5 separate regions of the Homo sapiens genome follow, and all the other regions are linked to region 3. Evidence: chromatin loops called from intact Hi-C (ENCODE). Cell type or tissue: endothelial cell of umbilical vein. All regions are shown on one strand. Region 1 has its middle 240 kb from the start of LINC02388. Region 2 overlaps LRIG3-DT (LRIG3 divergent transcript). Region 3 overlaps LINC02388 (long intergenic non-protein coding RNA 2388). Region 4 has its middle 250 kb from the start of LINC02403. Region 5 holds the start of LOC105369789 (a long non-coding RNA gene).

Region 1 (5,000 bases), 220 kb after region 3:
GGGCCCACTTTTCTTTCTCTACACTTTGTCTCTTGTGTCTCTTTCTTTTCTCAGTCTCTCATCCCACCCGATGAGAAAAGCCCACAGGTGTGGAGGGTCAGGCCACCCCTTCATCAATCAATTCTTTCTCCCACCCTACTTCTAACTCCCTCTTTGCCCTACCTCTCACTCCATAACGGGTCTACCCAATGCCTGAGGCTTACTCCATTCTGAGGCCTCATCTTGTCTTTGGGCCTTAGGTAAATATTGAGTGAGATGGTCAGTTGGGGTTAGAATGCCAAGTGACCTCAATATTTAGTAGTTTAAAATTTTTAATGTTAAGGAGTGTCTAAAAAATACTATATAAAACTGTCATGGCATCAAAAGCTGTACCCTTCAAAATGGTAGCATTAAATGGGCTATGTCCAATTGTCATGTACCTGTTACTGAGGGCTCTTGCTTTCTACTGGGTTCATGTTTTCACCATCAATGACCAATAAGGACAATGACCAACATTAGTAATGTTTTCATCATCAATGACCAACAAAATGATCAAAGAAGACAAGAAATTTAATCTTGTACCTGGTTTGGGGGAGGTCCTGGCAATTTTTAATTGGCTTCCTATTGGTCAGCAATTCTAAACTGGTACAAATTTAATCAGGCCTTTGGCTTACAGAAAGTATCATCTATTTTAGAACATCAGAGCAATTGAGGATGATTTCGTTTTGGTTTTTGTTTCTTTATCATAAAATAAAGAATGCACTATTCCCTTTTATGAGCCCTTACTCCACACAAATGCACCTTCATCTGAAGTCTTGAAAAGAAAGCATTGGCTTTACGATAGAAGACCTGCTATGATACCTAATTGATGAAGTTACACACCATTCCCCACCCTTGTATCTCTTGATCCTTCTCTCCTCTGGGCCTCATTTTTGGTTGTGTAATTGCATCCTGTCTTCCATAATTTCCAGATTCCCTTCCCTAATCTTCTTTTAACCACTCAGTGTAGCACCAGGTCATTAGCTCTTTGCTAATCTCCTCTGATGCATATTGACATGCCCTTCCCTTCATCTTTTCAAACATATCTTTTTTTTTTTTCTTTTTGTGAGAGAATCACATTCTTTGTCCAGGCTAGAGGCCAGTGTCTGGAATTACAGGAATCAGCCACACATGGCTACTTTTATTATTATTATTATTATTATTATTATTATTGTTATTATTATTATTATTATTTTAGAGGTGGGGTCTCACTATGCTGTCCAGGGTGGTCTCAAACTCCTGGTCTCAAGTGATCCTCCAGCCTCAGTCTCCTGAGTCACTAGGATTACAGGCATGAGCCATAGCACTTGCCAATATCTTCTCATGTTCTTTGCTCACCTCTTTAGCCCTCTTCCTATACCTAAGAGCATAAGCCCAGGACCTTTTTGGCCTCCTAAGGTTTAAATTTCCATTTTTTTTCAAATATTTTTGATATTTTCCTGAGCTTTCAGAAAACTAGTCACTGTTTCTTCTGCCCTGGGTTTATTCTAATTTTTACTTCCATTTTAGCTTTCATTTATTCAACAAAATGATTCCTACTGTGTGCAGAATTCTGCCTATACAATTTCCATACCAACTATATCAACAACAGATTCCTATGCATCATCCATATCTAAACTTGCCATTTCTTGATTCTTGACATACATTTTCTGGGTACAAGGTAAAAGTTATGGGAAGAAAGCCCTTCCTACAGTTACAATAGATATTTCAATTCCCTGGAACATAGCTCTGTTAATGTAGCAAGTATGTCAGGAATGTGTGAAGTTAACACTGTGCATGCAGTGTTCCCTCTTGCTGCTGAAAGAATGGGAAATTTGGGGGAGCTGAGCGAGGAAATTCATCCTGAAATGACAGGCACAACTCCACAAATTCTTTCAGAACAACCATTCCTCTATAATAGAATATAACGCTGATTGAGCTTCAAAGGCCAAAACAATGACAAAAATAATCGATATAATATCTTAATTTCATTAAAAATTACCTAAATCTGTGATTGCTAGATTGCTTTTCCAATTTCAGTCATGTAGCTCCTGTGAGCATAGCGGAGGACAGTTTTTAATAAAAGGCTTAAGAGAAAAGGAAAGAAGGAAAACAATCCAAGCAAGAGAAAAAGTTAAGGACTATGAAATCTGGTTATAGTTTATGCTGACAGATCTTTATTTTGGATTGTGCTGCATTGACTTGTATGACAGATGTAGTTTACGATTGTCTCCATTTAGGAGATTTTTATTCTCTCTTTAAGAGTGTGAGCAGCTAAGCTAATTGCTTTTGCAATTCAAGAAGAGGAATGTTTAGGTCAGATCTCCAAAATAACTCTGAAATTCAAAAAATAGAAAGCATAAAACATAAAAACCTACCTCACTAAAAGGACAATTTGGGGTGCAGGCAGGAACACTTTGTACTTTTGCTGAGTTCAGAAAAAAATCATTTAGAGGGCAACTATGAAGTGCAGTAGTGAACCAGCAGCTTAGTTAACTTGCTGGCTGGAGGGCACGCCTGCTCTTGCTGCAGCTTTTATCCTTTGCATCCCTCAACCCCAGGCCCAGAACGCCAGGCCAAAGCATTTGCGGAAGTGCTCCACTGCCATCTACAGGAGCTGTCGCACTTACACGCGATATCCTAGGTCAGGTCACACCACTCTGTACAACTTGTTTTGTGTGCTATCTTTATTAGGAGACCATAGTTAATTTTTCATTAAGAGTAATCACTCTGTGAAAAGCCTAGGTCATTGTTTAATTAGTATCAGCAATAAATGGACTAAATAACCTTAAGGGGCATATTTCTTTGTTGTAGGCAAGCTGTTTTTAAATCCAGTGCATTCGCTTTTAAATAAATAAATCAGTAATTCATCTACTGTATTGTTCACTGTCAGTGCAGGATCATACAAGCAAAAGCACTCATCTAGGAGCAGAATATTTTCCTTGCCCTAAATTTCTAAAATATTCTCCAAATAAAGGGTTCATTTTTTTTTTCAAAAACAAATAAAGTCAAGTGAATAGGATTCCTCTTTTTAAAAGAAAAGCACACTGGTATGTTTAGTATTTGAAACATGATTAGAGGTTCCTATCTCTACAGCACAGCTTACCTCAAGGAAGTTTACCTAGAGCGACTCCCCAGATGATGGTTTTGGGTTTATTCAGCAGGTGATGCCCCATGCAGAGAGCAATACTGAGTTATTCTAGAGAACAGCCTCCTACAAATGTATTTCTAGTGTTTATTTATATTGGAGCTCCCTTAGACATAGAATAAATTTTTCATGAGACCAAAGATGACCAATAAACACAGAAAAGCTCAGTATCAAATCAAACAATAACTCCCATGCTGGTTTAGATGGTATTGTCTCTCCTTCAATAGTAAGTCTGCGTGTGTGGTTTGATAAATCACAGACAACAGTATGCTTAACCATTCCAGATCCTCTCCTTTTTTCTCTGCACTAACAAACACTCTGAAGACAATGATTTTAAAGCATTTCAGAAGCACGCTTAAAACAATAAGGAAGGCACAGAAAATGTGAGATTTCTTTCCCTGATTTCCGGTTGATTGACCGCAATAGCACTGCTGACTTATTGAAAATGATATGAAAATCAAAAGGATAATTAGAGCTTATTTCTACTCGAAGCAGCAGCCTGAAATTTCCGTTGAATTTACACAAATTGGAGAAAAATCAGACTTGGCATTATCTCATCCTGAAATTTCTTGCCCATACCATGAGGGTCCATCTTCTTAGCTGGGGCTGGGGAGGTGAAGGAAGGGCTGTGACGTCATGTAGGTTTATTACTGCTGCATTCCACCATTGTTTTTCTTCCCTTTGTTTCATCTTTCTTATGTTTAAATTTATTTTATTTTGTCCTATTATTTTCATCTATGAAAGGAACTTTAAATCCTTTTTAGGATGAAGTGAGAATAAAAATAAATAGGTATATACATTTTGTTCCTGCGGTTTATGATCACCATTACACTTTCATTCTTAACCTCTCTCTAGAATCCTGTGGATCTGTCCAAATGGACAAGACCAATGTCGTCGATTATGAGCCCAGGAACTGGCTGTGACTGCCCCTGTGCTCCTCACTGTGCAGTTTCCCTGCCGAGGTGGAAGGCTGTGTGTGTAGCCAGCTCACCACGTCCCCTGCACAAGGAGCTTCAGCAAGACCATCAGAAGCACAGATTCTTCATCTGTATGTTACTTCTTCGGGGCTACCATAACCAATTACCACATACCCAGTGACTTATAACAATAGAAATTTATTCTGTCACAGTTCCGGAAGCCAGAAGTCTAAAACGAAGGTGTTCTCAGGGTCATGCTCTCTCTAAAGCCTCTGGGAGAGGATCCTTCCTGGCCTCCTCTAGCTTCTGGAAATGCCAGCAATTCTTGGCCTTCCTTAACCTGCAGATGCATCACTCCCATCTCCGCCTTCACCATCACATGGCCTTCTCTTCTATGTCTCTGTCTTCACGTGATGTTTTCTCTCTGTGTCTGTATCCCACTACCTTCTTCTTAGAAGGACATTTATCCTTGGATTAGGGTCCACCCTAATCCAGTATGACCTCATCTTAACTGGATTACACCTGCAAAGACCCTACTTCCAAATAAGGTCACATTCTGAGGTACCAGGTAGGCATGAATTTTGGGGGAACTCTACTTACCTGGAGTAACAGTACCTATCTTAGCTGTGGTGACACATACGTAGTACTCTGAGTGCCACATCCTGAGCATGAATGTAATGATAGCTCTTATTAAAAACAAACTATACTTTGACTTCTCATAACTTTGTCCACAGTAATGATTTTTCCATCAGGAGTACAAACTCAAAGTGTCTTTTGTTGTTGTTTTTATTTGCGTGCGTTTCTTTTTAAAGAAATCTCTGGTTTATTTTGGATATTTTGTTTTGTTTTTATTTTCCAAAACAAAAAAGATCAAGGTGTTGTGTTTACATATACTAAGCAGGATACTTCTTTACGGAAGACAGGGAGCTTCATTACAT
Region 2 (5,000 bases), 320 kb before region 3:
CCAAAGCTTGTATAACTCTTTGGGTTGAGGCCGTTGGGAACCAATCCCTAGCTCTAAGAGACTCCATCACTATTTCTGCTTGAGCCACACACAGATGTGGGCAGCTAGCTAACACTGTGTGTGTTGTGCTATATGGAATTCCTTGCTTAGTCTCACAAAGACCTCCCACATTTTCAAGGCATTTAAAGTTTCATCTCATCAGCAAGCATGACCTTGTCTCCATCACCTCAGTAAATGGATGAACGTTGCATCAAACACTGCCCTAATCTTTTGCATGATTTGGAAAAGTCTGGTTTGTAAGCTAATAATAAACAATGTATTTTCCACTTAAAAATCAAATTTCATTATATCCATGAGCATGGCTGTGTGAACGCAGTGGACTCCCTATAGAGTCAGAACAAGGTTTATGAAATGAAATGACCCCTAAAAAGCCATGGTCCAAGGCATCATGGAAACATAAGCTGGTCACATACAAACAAGCTGGGAACTTTTGTTTTTAGGAGGCCTCTACAGGAAACACTAAATCTGCTGCTAGATTTCAGCAGCTGCATCTGGCAGGCTGTAGCATGCATTGCTTTGCTGTTTGGCTTACTTTCTGGCTGGCAGAGCTCTAAGGAGGATGTTAGCAGCCAAACAGGTTTGAGCTGTGAAACTATGAGTTCACGTTAAACATAGAATTTACATAAAATAAACTAAGTCTCAGTAAATAGGATTTATCACTTCTAGGAAGGGAATATGTGTCTTCGTCTTTTTTCCCCCAGTATTAGCCTCCTAAATGTTTATAACTTGATTTTTTCCCATGTATCATATACCCACTCCTTCTGCCTCGTTCCAAGAATACTAAACTTTACAACCTCTTTTGTTGGGCAGGCAATATCTCTGTATTTTTATCTTTAAAACAGATTACACCTGGGAGGGGCAACATAGCACAGTGATTAAAGTTGAGTATTTAAGCCAGAATGACTTAAACTGCTTCGTAGGTGTGAGACTTTGAGCAAGTTATTTAAACTCTAAATCTCAATTTCACCATCTATAAAATGGGAGAGATCTGTCTCATATCTCTGTTGAGAGAATTATGAGATAATGTATAAAGCATTTAGCATACTTCCTGGCACATGGGAGAGATTTAAGAGAGCTTGCTTTCTTTTTGGAGGATTAATTTGTGAATAATTGCAGAGGGGATCATTGCATGTGGTTCTAAGTATATGAACACATTTGCATGTAAGCTGCAGTAGGTATATGTATAATACATATGTACCAGATTGAAAGTAGTTCGGTGGTTTTAACATAAAATGGATATAATTCTGATTGAGGGGGCCATTCTGTTCTTTCCTTCCCAGAGCCCCTTTGAACTTTCTGACCCTATATTATTTTGCAGAGGCAATGACTGGAAATTCCCTTTACATCCTACTCAACCCTCAACAATTCTATCTTGTGTTTTGCTTGTGATTTCAGGAAGACACTTATCTCTGTGCCCAGGAAAACACTTTAATTTGCATCAGTCCTCTAGAGTGTTGACTTTCCAAACAAGGTTTAGAAGAAGTCAGCTGGTTAAGAAAAATATCTAAGCCAATGAAACATTGGCTTTAAATTATTTTAGATCATGATCAAAGTAGTCAATCACCAAGAAACTATAAAAGTCATTTGAAATATATGTTCAAGATCCCAGATACACCTATTTTTATCCTGAATTACATAGGCTCAACAATTCAATTTATTTTTTAAAAATTCATTGAATATCTGTTTGCTCAAAAATATATTTCTTTATGACTGCAAAGATATAATGAAACTTAAGTTTACAAAACACTGTAGTTAAAAGGGAGATGATCTCCTTAAGTCTGTGTGAATAAGAACTTTTTCTCTTACAAATGAAAGAACGCCAACTCAAACTTGTCTGTAGGGGAGACAAGTGTTTTGTTGGATCACAAAACTGAAAAGTATAGCAGTAGACTGACTTCAGATATAGCTGAATCCAGGTACCAAACTCATTGTCATAATGGTCATTCTGTCTCTCTTTCTCTCTGTCTCTCTCCACCCAAACCGCATTTCACATCTCTGCTTTCTTTATTTTGGATTCTGTCTCAAGCAAATTCTCTCCATCTGGTGGCAGAGATGGTCCCTGACAGCTTCATGCCTTCATGATTATTTCAGCTTATGTATTTTGAAAAATACAAAAGGGCTTGCTTTCCCCCAGTTCTATACAGTTTACAAATACACACTATTCCTTTTTTTTTTTTTTTTTTTTTTTGAGACTGAGTCTCGCTCTGTCACCAGGATGGAGTGCAGCGGCCAATCTCGGCTTCAGCTCACTGCAACCTCCACCTCCCGGGTTCAAGTGATTCTCCTTTCTCAGACTCCTGAGTAGCTGGGATTACAGGCATGCGCCACCACGCCCAGCTAATTTTTGTATTTTTAGTAGAGACGGGGTTTCACCATGTTGGCCAGGATGGTCTCTATCTCCTGAGCTCGTGATCTGCCCGCCTCGGCCTCCCAAAGTGCTGGGATTACAGGTGTGAGCCACCGCGCCCGGCCACAAATACACACTATTCTAATCCTGCATTGCTCATATGCTCAACCCAGGGGAGTCACAGACCATCTCTGTCTGGGAGTAGGAAGCCCTGCAGTAGCGGAGCTGATGGCCACTGACAGTGACTGAGAGTCCTTCTGGAATACACTGGAAGAGGGGCAATTCCCCCAAAAAAGAATGCCAGGAAGACAAAAAGAAGGTGATTGCTACTCAAATCCTTTTTTTCCTAGATAAGAATACCAAACTACGGCTTAAAGAGAATAAATGACTTGCCTAAGAGTAAACAGCTGCTGATAATCTAGAAGTAAAATTCAAGTTTCATGACACTTTCCATTACATTACACGCTTCCTTATGATAAGGAGGAGAGAACAATACACAACTCCTGAGCAGCTGTATACCAGAGTGGCTAAATGCACAGCCCAGACATCCTGGTTTTAATCCTGACTCTTACAGCCTGCCAGGTCTGTGTGCTTGGAAAGATAATTTATCCTTCTGTGATTTAGTTTCTTCAGGTGGGAAACAGGGAGAATAGCGTCTGTTTCATTGTGTGGTGAGGAACAAATGAGTTATCAAACATAAAGAATTTAAAACAGTGCCTGGCACATTAGTATGTACAAGTGTTTGCTATTATGATGATGAAATGCTTACAGGAAGCAAAGCACTTTGCATACATATTATGCCATGTAATCTTCATGGAAGTTTATGAGGTAGGCATCAACATCCTCACCTGACAGAACATACTGCATCCTTGAGAAATTTAATCACATGTTCAAGATTTGACAGCCGAGGTTTGAACTTCTGTCTGACAACAAATCCTGTGTTTTTAACATGATACTAGTATAAATGTCACAAGATGTGTTCAAAGAAAATGCTGTATATGTCTAAAGGAGATAGCTAGCACGTCCAACTGAAGTGTTAGGAATCTGATATCAAGAAAGAAGAAACTGACCCAGCTTTTGGCAGGTTGTATTTAAATAATTTAACTCAACAAATATTCATGTGAGCACCTACCTTGTCAAAATACAGCAGTGGGCTAAACCTATAACAGCTTGTTGACTTCAAATTTGAGTTGGAAATGAGTAAGTAAGCAATTTAGGCAAAAGGCTCTAGATGGAAAGATACCAAAAGAACAGGGATGTGGTGTTGGAGAAGAGATCTGGAATAGTAGTCAACTTGGACTTGTGGGATGCACTATGCAAACAATTAGGGAGAAAAGGAATTGGAAAATACTGGGTACTCCTACATTATGGAGGCATCTGGAACACTAAAGAGAGGCTCCAGCTGGGCGTGGTGGCTCACACCTGTAGTCCCAGCACTTTGGAAGACCCAAGTGGGTGGATCGCCTGAGGTCAGGAGTTCAAGACCAGCCTGGCCAACATGGTGAAACCCCGTCTCTACTACAAGTACAAAAATTAGCCAGGCATGGTGGTGCTTGCCTGTAGTCCCAGCTACTTGGAAGGCTGAGGCAGGAGAATTGCTTGAACCTGGGAGGAGGAGGTTGCAGTGAGCCAAGATTGTGCCACTACACTCTCCAGCCTGGGCAACAGAGCGAGACACCGTCTCAAAAAAAAAAAAAAAAAAAAAAAAAAAAAAAAAAAGAGGTTCCAATGCATTCAACCCAGTGGACAGTGACAGATTACTGAGAGGGATGGAAAGAGGAAAAGGACAATAATGCAAACTCATACACACACACCCCAAAATACAACCTGGAAAACCACCCCCAACCCAGATTCGAATGACATTAGTTGACCAGCTTATTGAATGATATTTCTGTTTAATAAAAAGAACAAATTTACTTATGTTAATTTTTGGTAACGTTGCAAGCTTTTCCCAAAACAAATCACTTGAAATGCTATTTCTGTTTCTAGCAAAATACCTTTTCTTAATGTTTTTCAACTTTGCATTTGGTTCTGTTTGCCTCATGGAAAAGATCCTGTTTGAAGTATCACTGAAATATCTGCAACACCTACTTATATTGCTATTGTCATGAGTAAAAAATGAGAAAACGAGTAAGGTTTTACCATACATAGCGGTGCAGAAAAAACATTGTCAACTTTTAATATATTCTTCTGCAGATTAAAGGTTGTTAGGTCTTGTGGATTTGTAAAAAAGAGAAAATAGATGTTGTCATGGTTCTTCACAACAGTGGCAGGGAAATAAATGAGATTTTTGGCTAGAGTATATTTCCAGAACATTATTATAGCAATGAAGACACACTATGACCACAAGAAGATTTTTTGGCCTACCAAAGTATGCGTTTAAAGATGGGAAATATTCAAGGGATAAGAGTTGTGGAGTATCTAAATTAAATTTTAAACTTAACACATTTAGCCCCTGTCCTCTCATTCAATCAATGGTCAATTTTAATATGTTAACAACGTGAGTCTGGATGTGAGAATGTAATGCTTCGATGCACTCATTCCTTTAAATTTCTTACATGTCATTAAAATGTTTAATCCACAACAATTCCAG
Region 3 (5,000 bases):
CAGACACTTCTCGAAGACATACACATGGTCAACAAGCATATGCAAAAAAGCTCAACATCACTGATCATTAGAGAAATGCAAATAAAAACCACAATGAGATACCAACTCCCACCAGTCAGAATGGCTATTATTAAAAAGTCAAAATATACAGATGCTAGCAAGGTGGCAGAGAAAAGGGAATGCTTATACAGTGTTGGTGGGAATATAAATTAGTTCAAACCGCATGGAAAACAGTATGGAGATTTCTCAAAGAACTAAAAATAGAACTACCCTTCACCCCAGCAGCCTCACTACTGGGTATTTACCCCCACTAAAAATAGAGATTATTCTATCAAAAAGACATCTGCACTAGTATGTTTAGGGCAGCGTTATTCATAATAACAAAGTCATAGAAACAACCTAGTGGCCATCAACAATTGGTTGGATAAAGAAAATAAAGCCACATATTACGGCTGCTTAGTATTCTGTGGTGTGTGTGTTTGTGTGTGTGTGTGTGTGTGTATGTTTATCTTGGCTTTAGTCTTCAATAGAGACACCTCAAGACCAATTAGAATATATGTGTGTGTGTATATATATATATATATATATATATATATATATATACACACACACACACATATATATTCCATGGCGTGTGTGTGCGTGTGTCTGTCCACAGAATACTAAGCAGCCAGCCATAAAAAAAATAAAATTATATTCTTTGTAGCACCATGGATGGAGCTGAGGGCCACTATCCCAAGTGAAATTATGCAGAAAAAGAATATCAAATATTGCTTGTTCTCTCTTATAAGTGGGAGCTACACAATGGGTACACACGGACATAAAGAAGGGAAAAACAGACACTGGGGCCTAATTGAGGGTGGCAGGTGGGGGGAGGGGGAGGATGGAAAAACTGCCTGTCAGATATTATGCTTATTACCTGGGTGACAAAATAATCTGTACACTAAACATGACATGCAATTTACCCATGACCTGAAATTTACCTATATAGCAAACCTCCACATGTACCCCTGAACTTAAAAATATTTTGAAAAAGTAATAAAACTGTTCAGTTTTATATCAAAATCAACATGTCCAAAACCGTCATGAGACTTAGAAGTGAGTTCCTTCAAGCTTGCTTTGCCTGTAACAGTGCTGCCATTTCCTTAGTTGCTGCCAACAGACACAGCCCTGAAAGCCTCCAGAACTCTCATTACATGTTCATACAGGCAATCTCATGCATGCATTTACTGGGTTGTCCAAATTGACTCCCTTTACTTGAATGTCTTTTTAAATCTATTACTGCCTTCTTACTGAGGATTGAAAGTAAAATCCTCTAGTGTCTAAATTTTAAAGATGGGAAAAAATAAAATATACATGAAGAGCCTGAGAAAATACTTCCTAGTTAGCCTTTTTGTGTCTTTCTATCATGTGTAAATTTGTAACAATAAAAAGTTTTAGTCTAACCTTTGTGTTCTACTCTAGATCTGGCTGTGCCTATCTGCTAGTCTTGCCTCTATGAATGTCCCATAACCTCCTTTTCCATGCCCACTCCCCTCATTCCCTTCACTACCCTACTGTCATCATGAACTGCCTGGCGCTGTGCTTACCTTGCAACTTGACTTTATGTCAACCTGCCTTTGTTGCCTCTACCGTCTTCACTTTGATTCGGGCAACGTTCACTATGATCCCCACCCCAAACCTCAATCATCTTTTAAAATTCAGCATAAGACATCCCTACAAATTGAAGGATTTTGTTTTTGTTTTACTTTGCCAGGGAAAGTCAATTGCTCCCTCTTCTATGCCCTGTATCACCTTCGGTAAACATCTGCTAGAGCTCATGTCATATTTTATCGTAGAGTTTAAATTCATTATATCCACATGCTTTAATAGACTCTCACTCCTTGTGGACTGCAACCATATCTAATTTATCAGTGCATCCTGCCACCCTCATACCTGGCACACAGTAAGCGTTCAATAAATGTTTATTGAATTCATTTTTATTTGAAAGCCATTTCTATCAAAAGTTACAAAAGAAAAATAATCAAGGACATATGAGTAAGGCAAACTAAAGTATATGCTAAAGATAAATTCAAAAACAGACATTGCAGAGAGGTTTATTCTATTAACCACTAAGTGATGTGTCATAGATTTGGTGTTTCCTATACTTGCTGCCTCAGTATCTATTTTTAGGGCTGACCTAAGTTGTTTGAACCCAGTTGTGCCCTGTCGCCTTTGGCTTAGTTAAAATTTCTTCCTTCCTGTGCAGCTGTTTGTGATATAGCCCATTGTTCCTCATCTCAGTGATCCAAAGCCGAAAATATTTCACAGCTCCCGACCACGAGAAAACCTAATGGTCAACTCTAGAGTCATGCCAGTAAGTTCTCCCCGGCCACACGCAGTGGCTCACGTCTGTGATCCCAACACTTTGGGAAGCTGAGGCAGGCGGATCATCTGAGGTCAGGACTTCAAGACCAGCCTGGCCAACATGGTGAAACCCTGACTCTACTAAAAATACAAAAATTAGCGGGGTGAGGTGGCACGTGCTTGTAATCCCAGCTACTCGGGAGGTTGAGGTAGGATAATTGCTTGAACTCGGGAGACGGAGGTTTCAGTGAACTGAGGTCGCGCCACTGCACTCCAGCCTGGGTGACAGAGCGAGATGCTATCTCTAAAATAAATAAATAAATATTTTCCTTAAACTAGCCAATCCGCAATTCCCATGGGAAAGCCTAAGGGATAACACCCTGGACCTTAATAAAGGCATAGTTTCCAGGTCTCTCTCTCTCTCTCAACATGTCTTCCTCTACTCCACAGCTCCAGCTCCCTGCCACCTCCACATCTCCCAGTCAGCCTCTTGTTGGCACACTGAATCACTCTGGGGCCAGTGAGTAATAAATTTGATCTGTTTCATGCATTTTGGTTTTACTTCTTCATTGTGTGTCACCTGAAACACACACTTGAACTTAACTTTCCCCTATCAGGGCTCTCCTAGCAAATGTTTATCTTGGCTTTAGGCCTCTCTAGGCCTCAAGACCAATTAGAAAGAAACCATAACAATAGAAATTATCATAACATAATGTATATGTAATGGTAATTCAGCATTTTAAATAAGCTTTTTCTTAATAGTTCTTTATGGGGTGATAATTTCATATTGTATATATACGATGGTATTGATTTAATGGATACTAGCAAGTTAAAAACTTCATTTTATTTTTATTTTGTAATATTTTATTTATGTAAATATGAAATCCAGTTGTCAACAATAGTAATTTCTCCACGAACAGATTTCAGATGATTTTAATTTTATTTTTACTTTAATATTATATACAGTAAAAATGTATTGTTTGAATACCAAAATAACCATTTATTTTAAAACATTTGGTCTCATGGCATTTTAAGCCAGACTTATAAAATATAAATTTTTCATATATAATCAATGAACTTTCATATACTTATCAACAAATTTAACAATTAATTTGCTTCATCTAGTCTCCTTTTCTTCTCTACTGAAGTATTTAAAAGTGAATTCTATACATCATGTTCTTTTATCCCTACATCCTCCATTATACAAGTAAAAAACATTGCATTTTTATACAATGACAATGCAATGATCATTTATAGGAAAGTAAAATAGGAAAGTAAAAATAATTATTTGAGGTAATATAATGTCCGTAAGTAAATTTTCTCAATTATAAAAAGTGCCTTTTTAACAGTTAGTTTGCTTGAAACAGTATCCAAATAAGATCACATATTACATTTGACGCAGCCCTTACACCAACTTAAATTTAGCCCACTTTCCACTCATCTCTTTTTTCCTCTTTTGTACAATTTACTTGTTACAGAAACAAAATAGTTGCCCTGTAGAATGTTCCACACTCTGAATTTGTCTGCTTGATTCCTCATGGAGTTAACATGTGCCTCCACCTCCCATATTTTCTCAAAATGGAAATTACTTCCAGAGTTTTTATTAGATTTAGGCTCAACATTTTTGCCAAGAATGTTTAGAGGTGGTGTTGTATGCTTCAACTGGTATCACATCAAAGGCCTGAAATATTTGGTTGTTCCCAATTTAGTGATGCTGAGATTGATCAGTGATTTCAGGTGGTGACAATCTGGTCCTTCTATTTTAATATTTTGTATCAATCTTTGATATGATGTCTACAGTCCTTTATGATAGTTTCCTGATTTAATTTCTTCATTGGGGGTAATTTTCTAATTCTATTATGCTTCTTAAATTTTTTTAGATGGAATTACTTTATAAAGAATATCATTCTTTCATCAACTATGACTATTTTTCTTGAAATATAGTTTATATTCATGGCAAAATAAATATTCAGTTCTTTATGTTAAATTATCCATTCTGTAACTAGTACTTGGTACTCTAGTTATTTCCAATGATGTTTACTGAGTTTTAAATTTTGACCTTTCTCCCTCTCCATCTCTCTCTTCCTCTCTCCGTCATTATGAACATAGAAAATTTGCTTTATTTAATTGCTTTCAATTACTTCCATTAATTTTTATTCAATTTTTCTCATCGTTGATCAATGGAGATCCTTTATGTTTGCTTCCATGACCAATTGATACAACTCCATCAGTCCTTGAAACTTTTCTCTTTTGAGGCACATCCTAGACTCATGTTGTATGTTTTCTGCCCCAGAACTAGAATTAGCCATTTTCTCAAGGAATTCTGGTTCCATTTAGTAGGGATTGCAATAGCTCTACTTGTCTTTAGCGTGTAGTTATATCACAAATTTGATCCACAGATGTATTCATTTCAGTTTGTTTTCAATTTTAACGAGTTTTTAAATTGAATTTCATTTTTAAACACATAAAAATTATATTTTATTTTTGAATCTTTTTTCTTTTATTGGCATATAAGAATTTACATATTTATGGAATGCATGTGAGTGTCTGATAGTCAATCACACATTCCTTGCATGTAATTGGGTAATTGGGGCATCCATCAACTTGAGTATTTATCATTTTTATATGTTGGCATCATTTCAAAGTGCTCTTTT
Region 4 (5,000 bases), 420 kb after region 3:
TCACAGCAATACTCTTTTAAAATTCCTTCTTCATCTCTCCTCTTCTTCCCTCACCAACCACAACTACTTTGGCACCTCTACTATTTCAACACGTCCCCCCCCAAAAACTTCCAAATTAAAAACTCCTGCTCTAAAAGATACTGTTAAGAAAACAAAAATACAAGCAATAGGCTAGGAGAAACATGCCTGCTGGGAGATATATTTGCAAAACACAAATCTAATAAAGGGCTTGTATTTAAAATATACAGATAACTCTTTAAAATTCAACAATAAGAAGACAAACAACCCCATTAAAGAGTGGGCAGGATCTGAACAGACGTCTCACAAAAGAAGATATATGGATGGCAAATAAGCACATTTCACATCAGGGAAATGTGAATTAAAACAACAATGAGATACCACTACATACCTATAGGAATGACTAAGACCCAAAACATCGACAACACCAAATGCTGGTGAGGATGTGAGGAAGTGGAGCACTGGGAACCTTCATCCATTGCCAGTGAGAATGCAAAATGGTACAGCTACTTTGGGAGACAATTTGTCAGTTTTGTACAAAACTAAATATATTCTTAACATACTATCCAGCATTGTATTTCTTGGTACTTACCCAAATAAGCTGAAAATTTGCATCCACAAAAAACTGCATACCGATCTCAATAGCAGTTTATTCATAATTGCCAAAATCAGAAGCAAACAAGTTGACCTTCAGTAGGTAAATGGATAAACAAAATGTGGTACATTCATAAAACTGAATATTATTCAGTCATAAAAAGAAAGGAGTTATCAAGCCACAAAAAGACACAGATGAAACCCAAATTCATATTGCTAAGTAAAAGAAACCAGTCTGAAACTGTATGATTCCAGCTATCTGGCATTCTGGAACAAGCAAAGCTATAGAGGTAGTAAAAGAATCAGTGATTCGCGGTTGCCAGGGGTTGGTAGGTGAGGGGTGGAAGAACAAATTGTATAGAGAGAGTACAAAGGATTTTTAGGACAATTAAACTATTCTATGTGATACTAAAGTGGTAAAAACATATCATTAGGCATCTGGCAAAAGCCATAGAATTTTGTAACATAAACAGTGAACTCTAATGTAAACTATGGATTTTAGTTTAATAATAATCTATCAATATTGGCTCATCAATTGTAGCAAATGTAGCACACCAATGCAATACGTTAACAAGAGGGAAATTGCAGGGAGGGGACACAGTATGTAGGAACTCCCTGTTCTTTCTATCTTTTTTCTGTAAACCTATAATCGCTCTACAAAGTCTATAAATGTTTTAAAAAGTTCTTTTCCTCTCCACTTAGAAGTGGTCACTAGAGCCAGCTGTTGTGGGTGCCAGAGGACTGGCAGAGATGTGTCATCCTCCTCATTGCAGTTCTCATGAGAATCTGCCCACATGCTCTTTGACACACTGTCTCTCCTCTTTGCCATTATTTTGTTTACTGGAGGTTAATTTTCATCTTGTTCCACATGGGCTTCTTCTTAAGCCCATGTCACCATCACACTGTGGTTTGTGTGATGCCACATGGCCTTAGAAGACGCCCAGAACAAGATGGTGCACCCATCACCAAGTGGGCTTCACCACGGAGAAACAGCTCACTGGGAGGTAGACATTGCTCCATGGGAAAGTAGTGGTGACATGGAGGAGACAGAACGCTCAGTACCTTCCCAGAGGGATGCCAAAAGGAGCTCCGAACTGATGTGAGCCTCAGGTGCCAGATCTAAAGAGGACCAGGGGCAAGGGTAGCCCACAGGGAAAATGACCTCGCTGCTCTGACTGGTTGTTCAGAGAAATCCTTCTTGGAACCTGTCCCTTCCTTTGATCTTTTGTGAAGCTTTCCTTAGAAAACCGAAACTCAGCGTCTAAGTCTCTTTCTTCAGATCTTCCTGAGTCTACTTCAGAAAGTTCTTTCAGGAAAGGCCTACTTTGGGAGTCCCCCAAAGCAGCCCCTATTAAAGCACTCTGTATTTTCTGAGACGAGATAAAACTTAAAAATAAATTATTTAACAAACTTCTTAAAGAAACCTGTGCAGAAGACTCTGGAGTAATTAAAGGAAGATATCAAACCCCAAACTGATACAAATCATCGGTCTCCCACAGTTGAGTTAAAAAATAACATCTTAGTTGGAGGAACTCACTTCTTCGTTTTGAGAGTTAAATATGCAAATAACTTCCTGCCTAGTTCCTTGTTTTCAAGGATTAAATTTTTCCTATGGCTCTGAACAACCTCACTTTTCTTGTCTGATAATTGTCAGTCTGCCAAATCACTCAGGAGGAAATGTTTACAATGCAGTGCATATGTTTTTAGTTTATCGCTTTGCCATCTGTTCATGGAAAACTCTCAGCACCAAAACATGCATACACATTGTCCTCTAGTCTTCCACTACCTAAGCAGTGAACACCAGCAGAAGTTTGCCAAAGATCTATTAGTGCAGATAACCTTTTCACTGAGATGCACAGAATATTGCCTAGACACACAGAATAAACTGGATTAGTTAGGTGCCAAGTCAATGGATACATTTCAAAGAGAAAACTATTTTCCTCATACAACCTCGATTAAAACAAAAAGGTAAAAATGTAGCCCTGGGATGTAAAAAGAAAAAGACATCTTTTCTCTAAGAACTATAGCCAAGGTGCCATTTAGAGCAATTCCTATTGATGTACAATATTTAGTGTGGACATATTTGCTTCATACTTTTCAAATTGTTACTTTGAAGCTTTTCTTTACTTTTACTAGAAGGAGTGGTATTAAATTTACTTAATGTTTCCTGAGTGCCTGTTTTGAGATCATTGCTCCTTAGATCCTGCTTGTAAACATATGGAGAATTTTACAGTCCCCTTAAAATATGGTAACTATATCAGAGAAAGAGTGTTCTGTGATAAACCCAACTGAAATTTCTCTGGGTTTTGATCTTTCATATTATTAAAGATTCATTTCTTTTATTATAGATTGGATTTAAACTTCAGCTGAACCTTTCTGAATGCAAAGCAAAGCTAGATCTGGACAGGATTGAGCAGGGTTCATTTGCAGGATTGCCAGCCTCACTGCCACAAGAAATGAACAAATTTTGCAGAGATGGCTAGTTCTAGCTTTATTGAATTTTGACTAAATTTCAGTTATTGCAAATCTCAAAAAAAAAAAAAGTGAGAATAAGATACCCTTACAGAGTAATTGTTTATTTCCTGGGCTGGTTCATTCGGCTTGATGATGACTGGGTGCTAATGATACCTGACGTGGGGATTGGAAGCTCAAACTGACCAGCTTGCTTTTCACCAAGAAAACCTCCCTTGATTGTCCCCATTAAGCTTCTCAAAGATGTACCATTTTGGTTGCCATGGATACCAGGAAAGAAGAATGGGCAAATCTGCACAAATCCATAATTGCTAATCACTTCTGGAAAAATCAACCAGAACTCCAGCCCTACTGAAAATGATCCATAGCATCATTTTGAATAGAAGAGACAAATGCAACTTTCTCTACATTGGAACAAAACTTCAAAAAGCTAAAGTTCACCATCACATTTTGGGCTCTGCCTTTCCCACCAACATGTATGCATATTCGTGGAAAAAAGAAATGTCAATCAATACCATGACTACCTTCACTTTCAGTTCTGAATCCAACTGGAAGAAAAGTGTTGCAAAACATACTTTATTTTCTAATATACTGGGAGCCTAGCTTGATTTTAGCCACAGAGACAAAATGAAAAATTAAAGCGTTAGTAGATTCTTTTTATAATCCAGCAGGGAACTATTTACCTCAAAAGCCCTCCAGGGTAAAGACAAAAGCAGATGATTTCTATAAAAGCACCATTTATGGAAAATATGAACATCACTAAATTAATATATATTTTTAAGCCCCCACCATGAGCCAAGCACTCAAGTTATGAAAGAAAATTCAAAACCTGCTGATATGGGTTGGATCTGTGCCTCCACCCGAATCTCATTTTGAATTGTAATCCCCAGTGTTGGAGGTGGAGCTTGGTGGGAGGTTATTGGATGATAGGGTGGTTTCTAATGGGTTAGCACCATGCCCCTAGTGCTATCTCCTGCTACAGTTCTCATGAGATCTGGTTGTTTAAAAGTGTGTGGCACTTTCCCCTTCACTCTCTGTCTTCCTCCTGCTCCAGCCATGTAGGACATGCTGGCTTCCCCTTAGCATTCTGCCATAATTGTAAATTTCCTGAGGTTTCCCCAACCATGCTTCCTGTACAGCCTGCGGAACCATGAGCCAATTAAACCTCTTTTGTTTACAATTGACCTAGTCTCAGGTAGTTCTTTACAGCAATGGGAGAATGGACTAATACACCTGCCATTTTCAAAAAGTTCACACTAGGCTGCGCACAGTGAGTGGCTCAAGCCTGTAAACCCAGCACTTTGGGAGGCTGAAGAGGGCAAACTTCTTGAGTCCAGGAGTTCGAGACCAGCCTGGCCTACGTAGCCAAACCCCGTCTCTACTATAGACACAAAAAATTAGCCAGCATGGTGGCACATGCCCATAATCCCAGCTACTCAGGAAGCTGAGGTGGAAGAATTACCTGAGCCCAAGAAGTCGAGGCTGTAGGGAGCTGAGATTGTGCCGCTGCACTCCAGCCTTGGCAACCAGAGACCCTGTCAAAAAAAAAAAAAAGCTTACTCTCTATGTAGGAAAACGAGGCATGCATACCAAACAACTTGACAGCAGCACAAGACTGGGTCTAGTATACTCATATTCTGGAAAAGTTGGCACAGGTAAGTCTTATGGAGATCAGGAAACAAAAAAAGTCTTTGTGGAGCAGAGTAATCCAGGAAAGTCTCTTCAGAGATAATAAGCCTTCAGGTAGATTTGATTTGATTTGGAGGTAAATAAAAGAATAGGCATTCCAGGTCAGAGGAGACTGCTTGCTTCCATCAGGGTGCTGAGGGAAGGCCGCTCTCAGGAGACGGTGTTTGTGCCAGAGGCATTTGAACCAGAGCGACTCCATCTTGAGTAGGGGCTGGGTAAAATAAGGC
Region 5 (5,000 bases), 200 kb after region 3:
AGGAATTGCCTCAACTCCCTCAGGTTTTACCCTAAGACTCAATATGAAGTTATGCTTCAGCTCTTCAATGACAGTAGCCCACTCAGTCCTCTTGCCCTTAACCACTTGGCTGAGGCACTTTTATTCAATCTTCAAGGACAGGCAGGCTGTTTACCATCAGCCTACCTGACACTAACCTTATAGGTTTCTCTTTCATCCCTACTAGAGATGAAGAAATGGTTTAGGAGCTAGAGATCAACTTCCCTGACCTTAGTCCCATCTTTCAAAAGAGGTTCGGCTCTTCAGATGATCTAGGACAGCACTTGGACCCAGTTTCTTACGGGGCCTCCTATTGCAGATCTTCTCTAACTCACTCGTGAACAATTGGCATAAATTCTCTTTTGAAAGCTTGTGAAGCATTGAACATGCCCCTGAATTTCTGGGATTTTACCTCAGTAGGAGAACAGAATGAACTAGAACATGCTGAGCTATAAAATGCTCAGGCAGCATCCTCTACTCATTTCTGGTGTTCCAATTAGCCTTTTCCCAGGAAAGTATCATGCAAACAATATCAAATGCATTTGAAAATACAGCAATATCAAAATACTTCTCTCAGAGGCTTTAGAGATTTTGGTTTCGACTTGTGCTTTGGAAAGCTAGTTCTTATGTTAGAGAGTACAGAGAATAAAGAATAAGAGAGATTAGCAAGGAGACTGGTCAGTAGGTGGTTTTGAGATTAAAAGAAAGTCTTTGAACTTGGGGAGTATTAGAGAGGAGGAAGCAGTTATAAAACCTATATTTGTCTTAACTAATGTGCTACTGTGACTTGGCCAATTTTCCCACATTTCAAGGAAATGTGTCAATGAGCAGTTTAGACAGGTACAGACTGTCAGAAAAATGTCTGTCTTAAAGAGACTAACCAGAGTGCCAACAGGGGAGAAATGACAACACAGAGTTTTGATATTGATGCTTGAACTAATTAACATGCAAGGTATAAAATCTCTAGGAGCCTTGAAATGGTAGAATACCATTAGATCCAACAAGTTTTTTTTGTTTGTTTGTTTGTTTGTTTTTTTTTGAGATGGAGTCTCGCTCTTTCGCCCAGGCCGGGGTGCAGTGGTGCTATCTCGGCTCACTGCAAGCTCCGCCTCCCAGGTTCACGCCATTCTCCCGCCTCAGCCTCCCGAGTAGCTGGGACTATAGGTGCCCGCCACGGCGCCCAGCTCATTTTTTATATTGTTAGTAGAGACTGGGGTTTCACCGTGTTAGCCAGGTTGGTCTCGATGTCCTGACCTCGTGATCTGCCCGCCTCGGCCTCCCAAAGTGCTGGGATTACAGGCGTGAGCCACCACGCCCGGCCAGATCCAGCAAGTTTTTTAAAGCCTATATGTACCGACAGAATGAAGACAGACTGGAAAGGACAGGATATTTTGCTTTAAGATTACCAAATATTTGAGAAAAAATTTTTAAATGTATTTTCTAAATAAAACTCTCTTAGGCAAGATACCAGTGTGCTTATTACAAAAATATTAAAATAACTATCAAAAAAACCATATAGGTACTCAGAAATTAGTTTAGTAATTAGAGCTTTTTTAAAAAAAATTGCATTTCAACCCCACCATTTCCAGTATTAAAAACTGTATAATTAAGGCTGGGTGCGGTGGCTCACGCCTGTAATCCCAGCACTTTGGGAGGCCGAGGCAGGCAGATCACGAGGTCAGGAGATTGAGACCACAGTGAAAACCTGTCTGTACTAAAAATACAAAAAAATTAGCCAGGCGTGGTGGCGGGCGCCTGTAGTCCCAGCTACTCTGGAGGCTGAGGCAGGAGAATGGCGTGAACCTTGGAGGCGGAGCTTGCAGTGAGCCAAGATTGCGCTACTGCACTCCAACCTGGGCGACAGAGCAAGACTCTGTCTCAAAAAAAAAAAAAAAAAAAAAAAAAATTGTATAGTTAAATGCCTTTATTTAAAAGAGGATTTTTAAGTCATTTGACTTTAAAATTCTAAAGAGGAGGACATATGGAACAAATATCTTTGTACTTCCTTAGGCACAACAAATATGACATGATCCCTTTTATTATTTTTGTATCCCTGTGGAAATGTTCAACACCAGAACTATGATTCAATTTAAGAGCCTTTAACCTTATTTCATGTGATTCTCTGCTGTTTGTCATTAAGACACTTCCGATTAAAGGTTTATTGACTCAGTGGATACTCTCTATTATATATTACTTTTTTAAAAGAGCAAAGCTAACTCATTAGTTAGAAACCAGCAAAGCATGCAAGTGCTTTGTTCAACTGACAAAAAGAGAGAGAACCAGTGGAAATTTACTGCTGGAAAGTATTATCACCAAAAGATATTCACCGAGCTGACAATTTTTGACCTTTCCCATGTTCCTTCTGAAAATATTTGTGTTAGAATCAGACCTTTCAACATACCAAATCGCATCTGATTGATTTCCCTGTGATTTTTCAAACTCTGGAAACTGAAGTACAAGTAAAATGGGCAAAGTTTCTCTGAATCTTCACCACAGACCCATAGCCACACGAAGGATCTGACTCTTTCTTTAACCCTGACCCCACCACCAACACTATTAAGACTGTACTTAAGTAATAAAACTTGTGTAACTCGTGATTCTGAAGCCCTGAAGAAGTAGAGGCAAACAATCAAGGGATGTGACTAATATCACTAACAATGCTAACAAAAATAGGCTTCATCTCTGACTGGAGGGGAATGGCTGGGTCTTCTCTCTTTCCAAGGCAGGTTAACTCAAATCCCTACTCCAACCATGCATTCTCTGTGGAGCCCCCAACCTTCCCTTGCTGCAGGAGCCTTGCTGTCTGCCATCTAAAGACCTAACATGATGCCATCCCTGGACGGCTCCTGCTTCCACAGCATCTACCCTAGATTTCTTCTCAAGACTTATTATTGCTGTTTCTGGGACTCAACTTGCCACCCCATTATCCTTCCTTCCATCAAAATGTCACTGCCCTCAATGAGTGGGAAAAATTCCCTTCTATGCTCCCAGATAGGGTGTCCTGTTTTGGAGTATGGATTTGCCCTTTTGAACCACAGGACCTTGCCAAGCAGACTATCTGAAGGCTTATATGTATTTGTTCCTCTGACAGGGGATACTGCAGGACATCCCTTCGGAACAAAGGACCCACTTTACAGCAGCTGCAGGCCTGATAGAGCAACGGAGCAGCCTTGGGGAGGCACTGCTGAGGCACCACCTTGGAGATGATGCTCAGTGAGAAGGGTGAGCATCTTCCAGGATGTAGTACCTACCTTAAAACAATCACCGTTATATGGTTTTGTAGTCCCATAGGTCCAGGAAGCATGGCCGGGAGGTAGTAGAGAGCCCTCATACAATTATTCTAGGTGATATGCCTGAAAAATTTGTACTTTCAAACACTGCAGCTTTAGGCTGTGTGCATCTAGAAGTACTGGTTCCCAGAATGGGAATGATTCTATCAGGAGACTTGGGTAGAGCCCTATTTAACATTAAGCTGCAGCTGTCACACAGTTTCTTTGAGTCTTCAGTGCCAAGAGACCAGTAGGCAAGGAAAAGGGTCATTAAATGGGCAAGAGTAACTAACCGATTATAAGGAGGAGGCACAGGACTGCTTTTATACAATGAGGACAAGGAATAATATGATTGGAACCCAAATAATCCACTGGGCATTTCTTGGTACTTACCTACCCAATTTCAATGGAAAACAGAGATGTATATAGCACCCATAGCCTGAGAAAGCTATGAGAACCAAGGGCTCAGAGCCCTGAAGGATGAGGATATGGGTCATCCTGCCAAGTAAGCCACGTTAAATTGCAGTAGTATTAACCACGGACAAGGAGAATCTAAAATAAGTACTAGAGGAAGAAGAAGAGTATCAGTAGTGAGTTTCAGAAGCTACTGTGGCAAGAGGCTGAGTTGGTCCCACAAACCTTCCTCCTTTAACTTTCATAGGGAAACAAAAACAATCAGAATTTGGGGGAAGTAGTTGTTTTCAGATGTGGGGATCTTAGTATATAAAACCAATGGATCCAAATAACAAACTGTGGCAGATGGTGTGATGTCCCATCTAGACCCCTTCCTTTAAGACTGAAGCACTCATTCCCCTAGCTTCTGAGAATGCATGCTGATGACAGATTTAGGAATTGCCCTCATCTAAATTAAGCTGCCCCTCTTCAGGGTCAGCTGATATCCAAAGACTAATGAAGAGAGGTTTCGAAGGGCCAGCACCCTTGCCTTGACATGGCAGAACTCTGAGAGGTCATCCTACCACCAGCTCTCCTTGGGAGATGCTGAGGCCTCAGTCGCATCACCTCAATTCAACTTGTTCCTCTGCTCAGCCATGCTTTCCTCTCTCCTTTACAAATGCTGCTCAGCACTACTCAACGAATCTTCTGCACACAAATCACGGAATATATTCCCAGCAGAATTGAACCTAAAACAACCTCATAGGCCTTGGTTTCTGCAAGTATAAAACTCATATAGCAACACCTACTTTACAAGGTTGCTAGGAAGAGTAAATGAAAGACCACATGTAAAACATTTAGCATAATGAGCAGTGCATGCAATGTTCAATAAGTGCTCATTCTAGTGGGTCCTGTTACGAGTTAATTCTTGGTTTGCATGTCAATAGTGACATCACTATCAAAAGAATCTAAAGCCTATGCTTTAGTGGCTCCTAAAACTTGCAATAAGAGGGCCTTTCATATTTCCCCTACCCTGTCTCCAATTCTAGTTCATCTTCAAGCCTGAATCTCCTAGTTCCCACTTCAAACCTCAAAGATTTTGTAGTGTCCATGGCTTTTCTCCTTAAGGATGGCAAGAAAAGAGTCACCATGTCCATGAAAGAAATGAATGAAAATTATCAGACCTAGACCTGAAAGAGAAATGAGTTTCAAATTAATTCTAACTTGATTTGGAGTACCATGGAGACCGTCAAATGAGAATTTGAAGATATGTTACTGACCTCGAGAAAATGAATGCCCAATTCTGAGCATTCTGTTCCT

The links. A loop is a pair of places that touch in the nucleus more often than their neighbours do. Peaks named below come from ENCODE experiments on the same cell type or tissue, not always from the same donor. Only the 100,000 strongest peaks of a DNase experiment are listed, where the experiment ranks them.
Region 1: it touches region 3 in a loop (3-fold over the local background); 2 of 110 quality-filtered maps call a loop at or near these places.
Region 2: it touches region 3 in a loop (4-fold over the local background); 2 of 110 quality-filtered maps call a loop at or near these places.
Region 4: a loop joins it to region 3, with 5 times the contacts of the local background. A loop is called at or near these places in 3 of 110 quality-filtered maps.
Region 5: a loop joins it to region 3, with 8 times the contacts of the local background. A loop is called at or near these places in 2 of 110 quality-filtered maps.

What each region holds. Positions count from the first base shown.
Region 1 is chr12:58,538,275-58,543,274 of GRCh38, reverse strand. No RefSeq gene overlaps it. Among named protein-coding and RNA genes, the nearest start is that of LINC02388, 240 kb to the left of the region's middle. RefSeq lists enhancers at 2,536-2,705, 2,435-2,729. In endothelial cell of umbilical vein, a CTCF peak has its summit at 2,609 (motif pointing left); a DNase peak (open chromatin) is centred at 2,584.
Region 2 is chr12:59,073,264-59,078,263 of GRCh38, reverse strand. The region is part of intron 3 of LRIG3-DT (LRIG3 divergent transcript); the gene reads right to left. Among named protein-coding and RNA genes, the nearest start is that of LRIG3-DT, 160 kb to the right of the region's middle. In endothelial cell of umbilical vein, no CTCF peak of the experiment used is centred here; DNase peaks (open chromatin) are centred at 463, 1,433, 1,973 and 2,963; H3K27ac peaks cover 3,439 bases.
Region 3 is chr12:58,754,829-58,759,828 of GRCh38, reverse strand. The region is part of intron 1 of LINC02388 (long intergenic non-protein coding RNA 2388); the gene reads left to right. The region is part of intron 1 of LOC100506869 (a long non-coding RNA gene); the gene reads right to left. Among named protein-coding and RNA genes, the nearest start is that of LINC02388, 24 kb to the left of the region's middle. In endothelial cell of umbilical vein, no CTCF peak of the experiment used is centred here; DNase peaks (open chromatin) are centred at 2,258 and 2,908; H3K27ac peaks cover 1,801 bases.
Region 4 is chr12:58,339,311-58,344,310 of GRCh38, reverse strand. No RefSeq gene overlaps it. Among named protein-coding and RNA genes, the nearest start is that of LINC02403, 250 kb to the right of the region's middle. In endothelial cell of umbilical vein, no CTCF peak of the experiment used is centred here; a DNase peak (open chromatin) is centred at 2,330; H3K27ac peaks cover 1,585 bases.
Region 5 is chr12:58,554,975-58,559,974 of GRCh38, reverse strand. LOC105369789 (a long non-coding RNA gene) reads left to right here and starts at 2,648. Exons shown (of 3, transcript XR_945007.3): 1 at 2,648-3,240. In endothelial cell of umbilical vein, no CTCF peak of the experiment used is centred here; a DNase peak (open chromatin) is centred at 2,574; H3K27ac peaks cover 1,856 bases.